Linked DNA regions of Homo sapiens: region 1 is linked to region 2. The links are chromatin contacts, found by Hi-C or POLR2A ChIA-PET in ENCODE. All regions are on one chromosome and are shown on one strand. Each heading gives the region's core, a stretch centred on a gene start or an enhancer-like site at or near the end of the contact. The rest is flanking DNA. Distances are from core to core; before and after follow the strand shown.

What was found. Hi-C counts contacts between places; a loop is a spot of excess contacts on that map. ChIA-PET counts read pairs that join two places held with the same protein, here RNA polymerase II (POLR2A). Pooled maps may share reads with other maps.
Region 1: a map of breast epithelium shows a loop between it and region 2 (28-fold over the local background). The contact joins two enhancer-like sites. A Hi-C loop is called at or near these places in 1 of 168 maps with a recorded cell type or tissue (breast epithelium), 9 of 37 single-sample maps with no recorded cell type and 7 of 50 pooled maps. POLR2A ChIA-PET finds 5 or more read pairs at or near these places in 1 of 52 experiments (activated CD4-positive, alpha-beta T cell).

Annotation. Positions count from the first base shown.
Region 1 is chr21:42,064,941-42,070,941 of GRCh38, forward strand. It overlaps a transcript of UMODL1 not described here. Among named protein-coding and RNA genes, the nearest start is that of UMODL1, 3.4 kb to the right of the region's middle. RefSeq lists an enhancer at 2,411-2,965. Within about 2 kb of position 1,736, at least 2 of the 41 ENCODE cell types and tissues checked have a DNase peak (open chromatin) inside an H3K27ac peak, as active enhancers do.
Region 2 is chr21:41,798,890-41,805,317 of GRCh38, forward strand. It overlaps PRDM15 (PR/SET domain 15), which reads right to left. Exons shown (of 24, transcript NM_001040424.3): 22 at 5,645-5,725; 23 at 3,823-4,032; 24 at 1-2,833. The coding sequence ends at 2,351. Among named protein-coding and RNA genes, the nearest start is that of RIPK4, 35 kb to the left of the region's middle. Within about 2 kb of position 3,967, at least 7 of the 41 ENCODE cell types and tissues checked have a DNase peak (open chromatin) inside an H3K27ac peak, as active enhancers do.

The DNA of each region.
Region 1 (6,001 bases), core at 486-2,985, 260 kb after region 2:
ATTTTAAAATCATTTATTGGAACTATTGAATCTGTTGTATTCTGTTTTTACTTTTGAAAATCCTTGCGGCTGGGGGAATGTACACCTTCTCTCTTTTCCTCTTAAACATTAAAGCCTGATTCGAGGTAGAGGCAACTCACTGTTGTGATGTCCTTTTATCCCAACCTCAGCCCCGGCAGAAAGACTCCGCGCCTTGGGACATTGGTGTTTTCCAGGAGTGACTGTGCTGGGGCAGCTGCCTGTTGCGATGAGGGCTGGCGGGGAACGATCCCCTCTGAGTTTGGCGTCACTTATTTGGAACCCTCCAGCAGAAAGCTTTCTAAGATGCCACACTATAAACTCATTCATGCAGTTATTGCGTTTCAGTTCAGATTCTATTGCTCTTGCTTCATTATTTCAAAGCCACATGATGATATCCATTACTGGGTGCAGAATGGCCCTGATGGGTCTAGAAGCACCGTGGTCTGACCCGTCCTAAGAGATGATCCAGTCACGAAATGCTGGTGCAGGTGTGGATCGAGCCAGTTATCTTCACTATCTGGAAACAAGACCCTGAAGTCCAGGTGGCCAAGGACTGCACCAGATCTCTTTCTTTTTTTTTCTTTTTTTTTTTTTGAGGCGGAGTCTCGCTCTGTCACCCTGACTGGAGTACAGTGGCATGATCTTGGCTCACTGCAACCTCCGACTCCCTGGTTCAAGCGATTCTCCTGCCTCAGCCTCCCGAGTAGCTGGGATTACAGGCATGCACCCCCATGCCCAGATTTTGTATTTTTAGTGGAGAGGGGGTTTCACCATGTTGGCCAGGAGGGCCTCGATCTGCTGACCTTGTGATCTGGCCGCCTCAGCCTCCCAAAGTGTTGGGATTTCAGGAGTGAGCCACTGCACTCAGCCTGCACCAACTTTTACAGACAGGCTGGAGTCCTGTCTAGAAGTCAGGACACCAGGCCTGGCTGGCACCCTATTCTCCAGACCACGCTGCCCTCCGCAGCCAGGTCCCAGGACCCAGACATAGGTGGATTTTTGTTTCTGACTTGCATTCGCTCTTTTACATGAACCGTGAATTCTTTGTCCTAACGTTATTGTTAGGGCGACAGCATTCCTGATCGTGGTGCTAATGCGGTTATCAATAGGCTCCAAAGCTTATCCTTGATGCTCACGATCTCAGAGTTGGAAGAGGCCCTGGCAAGCACCCAGGCCAGTCTTCTCTGGTAAGTGCCCTATGCCCTTAAAACCACCTCAGGATTTCAAGGACAGAGACAAATTAAAAATAGAGGCTTAATTCTCCTGATTGAAAAGAAGGGAAGAGATTTTTCTCTCCTTTTTCTCTGAGCATTACTCTTTATTTATTTATTTATTTTTTGAGACGGAGTCTCGCTCTGTCGCCCAGGCTGGAGTGCGGTGGCGCAATCTCGGCTCACTGCAACCTCCACCTCCTGGGTTCAAGCAATTCTCCTGCCTCAGCCTTCCGAGTAGCTAGGATTACAGGTGTGTGTCACTATGCTTGGCTAATCTTTTTTGTATTTTTAGTAGAGGCAGGGTTTCACCATGTTGACCAGGCTGGTCTTGAACTCCTGACCTCAGGCGATCTGCCCAGCTCAGCCTCCCAAACTGTCTCCTGGCCTCTCTGGTTTCCTAGGGAGGCCAAAAGCCTAACTTAGTTGATCTTGCTCCAAGCTGCAAAACCACCTCCTGTCATGAAGATAGGAGTTCATTCTTCTTCTAGATACAGACAATTAACAAACACAGATGGTAACCCCAGTGACCAGGTGGTTCTGGGGTCAACGGTGTGTGACAAATGGCACTGTCAGGGCCTCTTCCTTAAGGACTAGTTATTGTTTATGTTGAAAACACGCATGCAGTTAGTTGTACCTGTTTGAGTCTTTAAAAGGATAAGATCCTTTCTTTGCAGTCTCTTAGCCATTGCTTGTGATGCATATCATCTTCTGGCTTAACGGTTATTCAATAATGAAACTTTTCTTTCTTTTCCACCTTTGTGGAGAGGTTTCCTGGGTTTAGAGCACACGTCTTTTTTCTTTCTTTTTTTTTTTTTTTGAGATGGAGTCTCGCTCTGTCCTCCAGGCTGGAGTGCAGTGGCGCGATCTTGGCTCACTGCAACCTCCGCCTCCTGGGTTCAAGCAATTCTCTGCCTCAGCCTCCCAAGTAGCTGAGATTATAGGCATGTGCCACCACACCTGGCTAATTTTTGTATTTTTAGTAGAGATGGAGTTTCACCATCTTGGCCAGGCTGGTCTTGAACTCCTGACTTCGTGATCCACCCCCCACCCCTCCCAAAGTGCTGGGATTACAGGCATGAGCCATTGTGCCTGGCCAGCACATTTTATTTTTAATTATATTTCCCCAGTAATGGCCTTACCTACATTTAATGACAATAAGTGATGGATACTTAAAATACACTCTAGTTCTAGAAGGCATTCCCATACATTAATTAATTTGGTTTTCATAAAATCAGGAGGCATTAAAACACCATTAAATTAGAAGGCATCACTATTCCCTTTTGGTAATTTCTCATTTAGGAAACCGAGGCACTGAATGGATAAATGCCACCCAGGGGACCCTGTCCAGCCGTTGGCAGAACGAGGACTGGACTGAGGGTATTTGGCTCCTAATCCAGGGCTTTCCCCAGGTTCCACTGTGAGGCATGCAGGGTCTGAAAACACACCGGCACGTGCGTGTCCACTGCCCCCCTGGCCTTAGCTATGCCTTTGCTGTGTTACGGAAGCACCTCTGAAGGCCTGGGCGCCTCTTCTGGGAGTTTCTCGTGTCTCTTCGCCTTCCGATCTGCTCTGGCCTTGCCACGAGAAAGCGACAGGCCCATGCTGCTCCTTGGGGCCTGGAGACAATGTCCCAACCCCAGGCCGCACCCTCGCTTTCCATCCAACCCGGCAACTGCTGCCCGTGGAGGGCCACAGTCTCCGAAGTGGAATGTGGAAAAGGAAAAGTCATTCGGGCTGTGATAAGAAAGCCGAGCTTCTTCAAAGGTAAACAGAAACAGAGACAAAGACGAGGGCACGTGTCTGTGTGAGTGAGGGAGAGAGAGATGGGGGAGGGGAGCAAAACAGAGGCGGCCCGGAGAACTCTCCAGAAGGGTCCGAAGGCTGCCACATGGAGGAGTGGCACTCACTGTCCAGTGTGAGGGTGGACCAGGCTTCTCGGATGTGGTCGTTCCAGCAGGAAGGCCAACCGTGATTCCATATCGTGAGGAATTTTCAGGCAGAGCCATCTGTCCACAAAAGGGGCCATCCCACTGGATTCGTGTCCTGGTGTTCAGGAGGACACGGTCCCGTCCTCAAGGTCGTGTGAGCACCTGAGTCACCCGGATGCCGGGGGGCCTATCCTCCAGTGCCTGAGTGAGAGAGGGGTGAGGCTGGGAGCCTGCATTTTCTATATGTTCCCTCCCCATGCAGGTGGTCCCCACACACACCCCGAGAAACAGGGTGTTAAGTCACCGCCGCTGTCAGAGAGCCACCTGGATGGGCTGGATGCTGGGCTGGATGACTCAAGGTCTCTTCCAAGTCCAAACCATTTTTTGGTTGCATGACTCTCCTCCCTAGCTCGTCCTCACATTCTCCATCACAACCAGCTTTCCCTGAAAATAAACCCAGCTGGCCACCCCTTGGAGATGAGGGCTTCTCCCACCCTGCCTCTTTCTGCCTGCACCTGCCCGGCAGCCGTTACCATGCATGCCCATATACATATGAGTGAATATGTGTACATGTGTTAGTGTGGGCATGTGTGAATGAGCATGCATGAGTGATGTGGCATATGAGTTTGTGTTTGTAAGTGTGTGTAAGTGTGAACGTGTGTCAGTATGTGTGTGGACTTGTGTGAGTGTGTCTGTATGTGTCGGTGCACATGTGAGTGTGGATGTGTCTGTGTTTATGCCCAGTGTGAGCGCATGTATGTGAGTGTGAGTGGGTGTGAATGCCTGGGCATGTGTGCCCTGAAAGCCAGCATGGCACACCAGTGGCCTCCATTGTCTCTCCAGCCCTTGGATGCTGTGTGGGGGATGCTGGCCTTTCTGCACAGAGGCCCTGAGCGAATTTGGGGCTCTCTGCTGGATGGACTGTGGAAGACACACCCCGGCATTGTTGGACACCAAGTGCTGGAGAATTCTCTCCCTGGTGGGTTACAGTATGGGGTTGTTTTTCTCCTCAGAGTGTTTACATGGACAGGGCAAATGTGAAAAATCCCTCCGGCCATCATGCAGGAAAATATGTATAAAGGATAACTGGAGAAAAATGCCTTCCATGGACAAAACACAGACAGAAACACACACACACACACACACACACACACACACACACACAAACAGCAGGGGTATCTTTCATTGTGCCTCAATAAAACAGAGGTTGAAGGAGACACCAAGCTAGAAACAGACTGTTAATTTTGGGATTTTTTTCTTTAATCATTTTAATATAAAGAGACAGCATGTTACAATGACATTTTATGGATGATTATAAATTATTATGAAGTCCTCAACTGGTAAAATGTCTTGATTTTGTTCCCCTGTCTTGGGGTCTGTGGTTAAATCATGACAGACCAGCAGTGGAGTGGAGTGTGAAGAACTGCGGCTTGAGGCTTAGACAAGCCTGGGTTTAATCTCTTGTTTACTGGCTGTGTGGCCTTTCTGAACCTGTTTTCTCACCTATATAATAGGGACAAAGGACCTATTTCATAGGGCAATCGTGAAGATGAGAGACAACAGTGCACCAGACGAATTTTGAGTTTTAACCTGTAATATTATCCCTGATTTACCTTGATATTTTATAGACATTCATACATTATAGTAGCAAACATTTTGAGATGATATATACAAGATAATACAAATTCATCTTGCATTTTAAAATGTTCAGATTTACTTAAATCATAATACTTTTTATTCTTTTAGTGTTAATAAAATTTCACTTCCTTGAGTATTATATAATAGCTTTAACATTTATTCTTTTCGTATGAAAACGTTTTTTAATGAGCCAATTCTGTGTGAAGCTTTTGGTTTTCTATAAAAGCTGCTGTGTTCCAAGGACACCCGTTGTACGCAGCCCCTTTGCTGTGAGATCATTTCCAGCCTCCTTTTTGTATTCTTGTCATGGCATCTGACATTTAGTCATTAGCCAAGCAAATGCAGCAGTTCATCATCTCAGAGATTAATCTACAGAGAATAAAAGAGGTAGCAACGTTGGTGCGGGAGTTAGGCGAGAAGGTCCCTTCTGGAGGAATCGTTTTGTATCTAGAACACCAGGGAATTATGCTCCCGAACCATGCAGCCAACGTGAATCTTTGTTAATTCATCTGAATGTTTCCTCAGTAAAATCAACAAGATCTTCTTCATCCAATGTTAAAAATTGGGCTTCAGCAGTCAACACTAAGAAGTGAGAGGCAATCAACGGTGCAGTATGAAAACATCATGAGCTAGAAAGAACTTAACATGAGATTTAGAAATCTACTTCACATATACCATGATGACTACTGAAATAAAACATTAATCACCTGTATTCTTATCACTCCTCAAAATGTTTTCTTCCTGTCCCAGGGCCCTTTCTGGAGTTTTCTCCATGCTTATATAACTGTACAGAGTTGTCACTTTCATGGAGATGAAATTGCATGCGTTGCTGTTTTGACTTCACATTGTTAAGTATTTGTTTGTGCTACTAAAACTTCATGGTGAGCATTTCAACGCCCGTGTAATGCTGCATCCAGATGCTCTGTAATAATTACTCTCCCACTCTCCTGTGGCTGTCCAATTATGTAATTTCCCACTTTAAGTCATAATAGGTAATGCACATCCCTGTGACCACAGCTTCGTGCTCTCAGCCCAAGCTCCGGGAGGAGAGGACTGGGTCAAAGCACCTGGACATTTTTGTGACTTTTGAAGTGCATTGTGGAACCGTGTGAAGGACGCTTTTCTGAACGTGATGTTCCACTTTGATTTGATGCTGTTTTCTTCTGCCAGTTCAGAACGATAGGGTAAGAGAATACTCCG
Region 2 (6,428 bases), core at 2,717-5,216:
TTAAGACAACCCATTTTGCCTCAGACAGTGACCCTATTAAGACCACGTATGTTTACAGAAAACTTGGGAGTTTGATTTTTCTTTAGAGTTCTCACTTATAACAAGAAGTAAGAGGTGTCTGTGTATTGAGATAAACAGTGGTATATACCACACAATCTAAATTAGGTTCTTTAACAACATTTGATGCGGTCTTACTCTAGGCACTAAAACAACTTCTTTAAAAAAATAAAATTGTGATTTCCAAGGCCTTTATTTTATAGGGAAGAGGAATAAAAGATCAATGCTAGTGGGTGTTTCGTCATGAGCCCAAAGCCCGTTGGGAGTCTCTGCGAGGTCATTTGCCCTTTAGATTCTGCAAAGGCAAAAAGAAATCGATACTGATTTTTAAAAATATATCTTAGGAGCCCTGGTCTCCTGCTGATTCCATGGATGCCTGGAGCACTTGTATCTGGAGAATGGAGACAATATCACCCCAAGCCCGAATTCATTTGATGAGACTACTATGTATAAAACAGTTAATTATATACATAAATAACATAAAATAATTCTCATAAATTAAAAGTCAAATGATCTCCCACTATTCATTCAACTGAGAGGTGAGAGCTAGGCGCGAGTGATGGTGGGTAAGGTGAGGAGGTGAGCCCCACAGACCCTCCTGCATGCTGCCTGGGGATGAACATTCCTTAGTTCATGAAGGCATATATTGCACAAAACAAATTCCAGCCCTGTCCTCAAAAGTCTGCTGTTTGGAGTGAAGTGCTGAGAAAGTTGCGTTTTGAAAAACACAATCATCCTTTGTTCTGCTGGCAACATCAGGACTGCTCCTGATCAATTACTCAGCCATGCCAGTGTTTCCTCAAGATGGACTCCCAGTGAGTGCAGGATCTGGGATAACTGGCAAAGCAGGACACCTTAAGGCAGGTTTGTCCTCTCACTGTGGCCACAAACAGAGTACCAGGAAAGTTAAGAGCAAACTTCTCCCCACACCTCTCAGTGTTTCTTGTCGTGGGCAGCAGGAGGGCTGGGTGCCTCCCCCAACCCTGGCCCCTGCCCCCGAAACTGGTACACAGACGTGACAGCACGTGTCCCCGCACACGCAGACCTGGCTGTTCACCGCACATTCAGTTTTAGGGGCAATTAATGCTTCTATTAGTGAACTAACCTCTCTGCTTTCATTACCACCTGGCAGGAAATAGCATTTTCTCTGTGTTTCAGAAATACCTACACTTTTCCATTGTAAAGAGCCAAACTCATTCAATATTTTTATAGAAAACTGGTCATGAAATACACCAACCTTTGGAATTGAAGTTTAAACAGAAGGAAAATATGACTTTTCCCCCGTTTCTTCCACTCGGGATTCTGGCTGGGCTTCAGCCAGAATGGATACATTTGGATTGCAGAGAATCCTGAGACAACCCGGAGGAGCCCCTGGGGGCAGCAGGGAGGCTCACTCCTCACACACAGCCGCGCGACCCTCTGCATCTGGGCAGCTGTGAAGGGTGGACAGGGACAGATGGTCCTACAGTGCACATGACTTTATCATGTTAACATAAAACTAAAACACAATATTGGCCATAACAGTCTTGAACACATAATGTATGTTTGAAATAAAGTTAAAAAAAAAAAAGGAAAAAAACTCTATTGGAAATCGATTCATGGATATTACTAAGATGCGTTTTGAGCTGGAGTCAGTGACCTCACGTGACCCCTTGCACATGATGACCGTGATGACCTCGAAGGTTGCAGGATCAGGTGCGGCTCAGCACGCCTCATGGTTTCAGCCCATAGTTGTATAAGAACCGACTCCACTCCTAGTTCAAAGAGAATACACGTTACTTTAACTTCTATGTGCTCGCTTGCAAAAAAATCCAGAAGTGAGGAGAAAATGTTCCCTGCTGCCTGCTGCCACCTGTGAATACTGTCTGTGTTCTCATAGGAACCGAGCTCTAAAAGAAAAAAGAAAATGAACCATTTGTGTTCCTAATAACTTATCTCCTGCCTCTTAAAATCCTGCTTCTCTCTCAGCTTCACTTTCCCGAACCCTGTGTCGGGCGAACACTGGTTCTGTAAGGGGAGGCAGATGCGGCCCCGGCCCAGGACTTACTGCCTTGGTAAGGCATGGTGTGGAGCCCCATCCAGTTTAAAACTCTGGCCTGCCAGAGGTCCCTTCTAGAGTTAAGCTGACAGACCGTAATGGTTGCTGGCGGGGGATCTGGAGATACTCTGCAAAGCTAAGTCAACCTTACATTGCAATGTATGACTTTTTGTTTGTTTGGTATCCAGCAAACACATCTAAACAAATCCCAAACATCCCTCTGCAGTTCTTGCCCCGAGTCTCCCGGAACGCAGCTCAGTAGCTGTACATCTGCTGCTGCTGCTGCTCCGCCTGCACCTGGGGCTGGGCCGCCTGCTGTGGGGGTGCCTGCGGCTGCGAGGGTGGCAAGACGTCAGTCTGGGGCACTGCCCGCCACGTGAGCGGGTGCTGGTCACTAAGCTGGCTCCCCAGGGGCGTGATGGAGTTGACCAGGGTCGTCAGGTTGATGAAATGGGCCACAGACTGTGGGTTCGAGGCTTCCGGCTGGGGGTGGATCTGGACGTCATTTTGGCGGTTGTGCAACATGGCAGAGCCGCTGACGGTATCAAAGGTCACGGTCAGGATTGAGTTGTCCAGCTGTAACTGGCGTTCAGGGGTGGTAAGGTGCCCCACGGCCACCGGCTGGAGATTGGTAAACTGAGTCGCGGCCGCAGTGGTGATGGGGGTCACGGTGATGTTGGTTAAGCCGACTGAGCTCGATGGTGTGGTCACATTTGGGTCACCCAGGGTCACCACTACCTGGAAGATTCACACACAACAAAAATCCGTTCATTTTTGCAAAATGGGGAACGCAAGGACCTCCCCAGGATGCGCTCTGTGTTACCACACCAAAGAAGCACGACATTCTTTGGTGAAAGAGGAAACCGAGTTAATTTTGTTCTGGAAAAATTCCAGCGAGAAACAAAAACAAGAAACAGACACAATCATGAAAGCAATGAGAAGGAACTAAGAAACAAATTAATTTCACTGGCTAGAAAAAAATAGAAAAAAGTAAGCACGAAAAAGACGGAAAACAGATGCTTCCTTTTCTATCCATTCCTCTGAAGTGCCCTGCTGTTGGTAAATGAAAATCCCACCACAAAGCTACAAAGAGCAATAAAGGTATTTGCAGTACCAATCGCTAATAAGAGAAAGCATTCTCTTTCATGGAGAGGGATGAAAGGCCAAATAAATGAGGAACTTTTGCAGTCAAGATTACCATCCCCCAAAACAAGAGAGAGAAGTGCAGTATTAGACACAGACTGATCAAACACTCAGAGGCTTCAAAAGCAAAAGTGACGAAGGCTGAGCAAGACAGAAGGTTCCACTCGAGAAAGTGGGATTGTGGGATTGTCTTCACCTTCCAGACTGAGGGATCCTTGCTCTCCGGCTAGTCAGCAAATGCACAGGGCTGAGCTTTCACCATAAGGGCACTTGGGTAGGCCACCCGTGACCTCCCCAAACTGCAAACAGCCTACCTAATTGCCACCCGGGCAGGGATATCTCTCTTCAACATGCTAGAATATATGTTGCTACTAACAATGACAAGCATGATTTGTAGGTCAGAACTCAGAAATGCTTACATGAAACATGCTTAAGTGAAAAACAGAATGTCTGCTGCCTTCAACCACATGAAGTCCACATGTACACTGTGTATAGTAAAAAGAGATGGAGTCACACACACGTAAGGCTCTCATGCTTAGGGAAAGTGACCGGCACCTAATCAGAACATAAAGCAGCAAACTGACCTGCTGAATGCTCTGTACTGCGGAATTGGTCTCGTCGCCTACACTGCCTGTGAACTCCGTCTCTTTCTCTGAGTATTCGCTGAAGGTGGCGTCCTCGGGCACCGGAGCACCCGCCTCCTCTTCTGGCTTCTGCTTTCTCTTGTGACTTCGCTTGGCAGCTTTCCCGTGCTTCCCTTCGGCCAAATCCTCCTGCTCCAGAGTCAGCTCAGGCTGCAGAAAAATCGGTTTCAGCCGAGAACCAGGTTAGTCGGTCACGTCAGGCAGCGGCCAGGGCAGCCCCAGCACTGCCCTGGACACACTCTCCAATCAGTGGGGACGCTTGTGGGCCACCGAGCTGCCACAAGAAACAGTGACCACAGCTGGGTCTTGTATTTCTAAGGATCGGGGCAAGTTCCTTTAGTTGCAGATTTAAAAAAAAAATACATGCAAGTCATATTTTTAAAAGTTGTATTTTATGCTAAAATGTAAACACTTCTTAGAAACTTAACGTTTTAAGCCACTGGGTATTTCCAAAGGGAAATGTTTCTGCCCGGGTGAGCTGCTAGAGCAAGGCTGAAAATGCTTTCAAATCAGGGCTCTCTCTTCCCCAGGGCTGAGACGAATCCACCATAAAAAACAATTTTGAATTAAAACAGATTTGACCACAAAACCTGCAGGGACAGGGAACGAGGGCCCAGCTGCAGTGGTGAGCCCAGTGGGCCCCTCCCCGCACGATTCCCTGCAAGTGTCCAGGACACTGCTGGGCTGTGACCACATCCTCTGAACCGGGCCGGCTCACCAGGCTCGCTCAGGCTCACAGAGGCCGCGGGGCAGTGGTGGCCGGTGAGTGGTCACCTGCCACTCCTCTTGGGCTTCCTGTGCCATTCCACACAACCTGATCCTAACCCAGTGGCAGACAGACCCAGCGTGGGCCTACACCGCTGTCATGGTGGGACGACCCGTCCCCCCCATGCCTGTGACTTGCCAAGGGTAGAAATGGCCTGTGGGTTCTGGGGCTGGGGCTGGAGCCGCCGTACGTCACTCAGCCGGACCCAGTGCCCTTCATGAAGACTGCACTCTAAAGCGCTGTTTCAGAACGAGAGGCATACATGTGATCTTAGACCACTGAGAGCATGGCACGTTCTCTTTGAAATAAAAAAAAATTTTGCTAACTGAAAGTTTAGTATTAACTAAAAATTTCTTTAAAAACTAAGTTCATCTAATTGGTATGTTTAAACTTATTTTGCTTAGAACATTTTAATGATTGTTCTGATTTTTTTTTTTTTTTTTTTCAGACACAGTCTCGCTCTGTTGCCTGGGCTGGAGCGCAGTGGCACAATCTCGGCTCATTGCAACCTCCGCCCCTGGGTTCAAGCAATTCTCCTGCCTCAGCCTCCTGAGTAGCTGGGATTACAGGCGTGCACTACCACATTTGGCTAATTTTTGTACTTTTAGTAGAGACAGGGTTTTGCCACGTTGGCCAGGCTGGTCTTGAACTCCTGACCTCAAGTGATCTGCCCGCCTTGGCCTCCCAAATTGCTGGGATTACAGGCGTGAGCCACCGCGCCCAGCCAATTGTTCTAATTTCTATTTTTTTCTGGAAAACATCTGTTTTCCAAAGTGAGATACACCAGTATTCAACAAACTGAGGTCACAGAAACTACAGAAACGAGGAGATGATCTAAGAGGTTCTGAGGGGAAGAGAAGCCAAGAAAACAGGGTAACCTGGCCACAGGCTTGCCCAGAGCTGCTCCCTCCCGGCCTGTCCAAGCCCCTCTGGTCCCTTCTGCAGGTGTCCACTTACCCCAAAGTTTCTGAGCCCCTGGGGCCCCATGCTGCTCACCTGGACGATGCCAATGGAGGAGGCGTCGATGGTGGTGGTCTCCGGGAGGTGGTCCAGGTCATCGATCCTCACCGCGAGCACCTATGAGGAGCACAGGGCATGAGCTGGGGGTCAGGGTGCTGCTGATGCAGGTGGGAACCCAGAAGCCACACACGCCTTGGGACCACCTCCACCACTCCTGCCCTTCCCTCCCAGGCATCCCCCGCACTTCCCAGTCTCCTCTGTTCAGCTCTGACTTTGAAACTCTGTGTCCAGAAGCCCAGGGCTTATCCTCACCCCTTATTTCATGCTCCCACAATGGTCTTGCCCCTGTATCATCTCACGTCCACTCCCCCAGTGGGGAGACTATGTCCTCCCTTTTTGGCCCCCCACCAAAGGGGTGAGGTTTCAGTGGCGCTTCTGTTATTTCCAAGGGAGACCACAGCAAGGTAAAGATACAGTAGAGTAAACTTGTTCTATGAGCAATCACCAAAAATGAGACATTTGTGCCTTACACATCGTACTTTTCAGTTGAATCCATACACAAGTGCTTTCATTTGTTGGTTTTGTGATGAAGTGACGCCCTGCCCCTACCTTCCCTCCAATGGCCCCACTGAACGGGGTCCTCAGCACGCCCCATGTGTCCACAGGGGCCCTCCCACCAGCTCAGTGCGTCCTGCCCAAAAGTGAGTGACCTTCACCGCCCACACCCTGCTTACAGCAGTTGCGTTTGTTCCTGTGATGACCTAATTAGATCATAAGAAAGACAACGGACAACGAGTACAGAGACAGCCGAACGTGATAA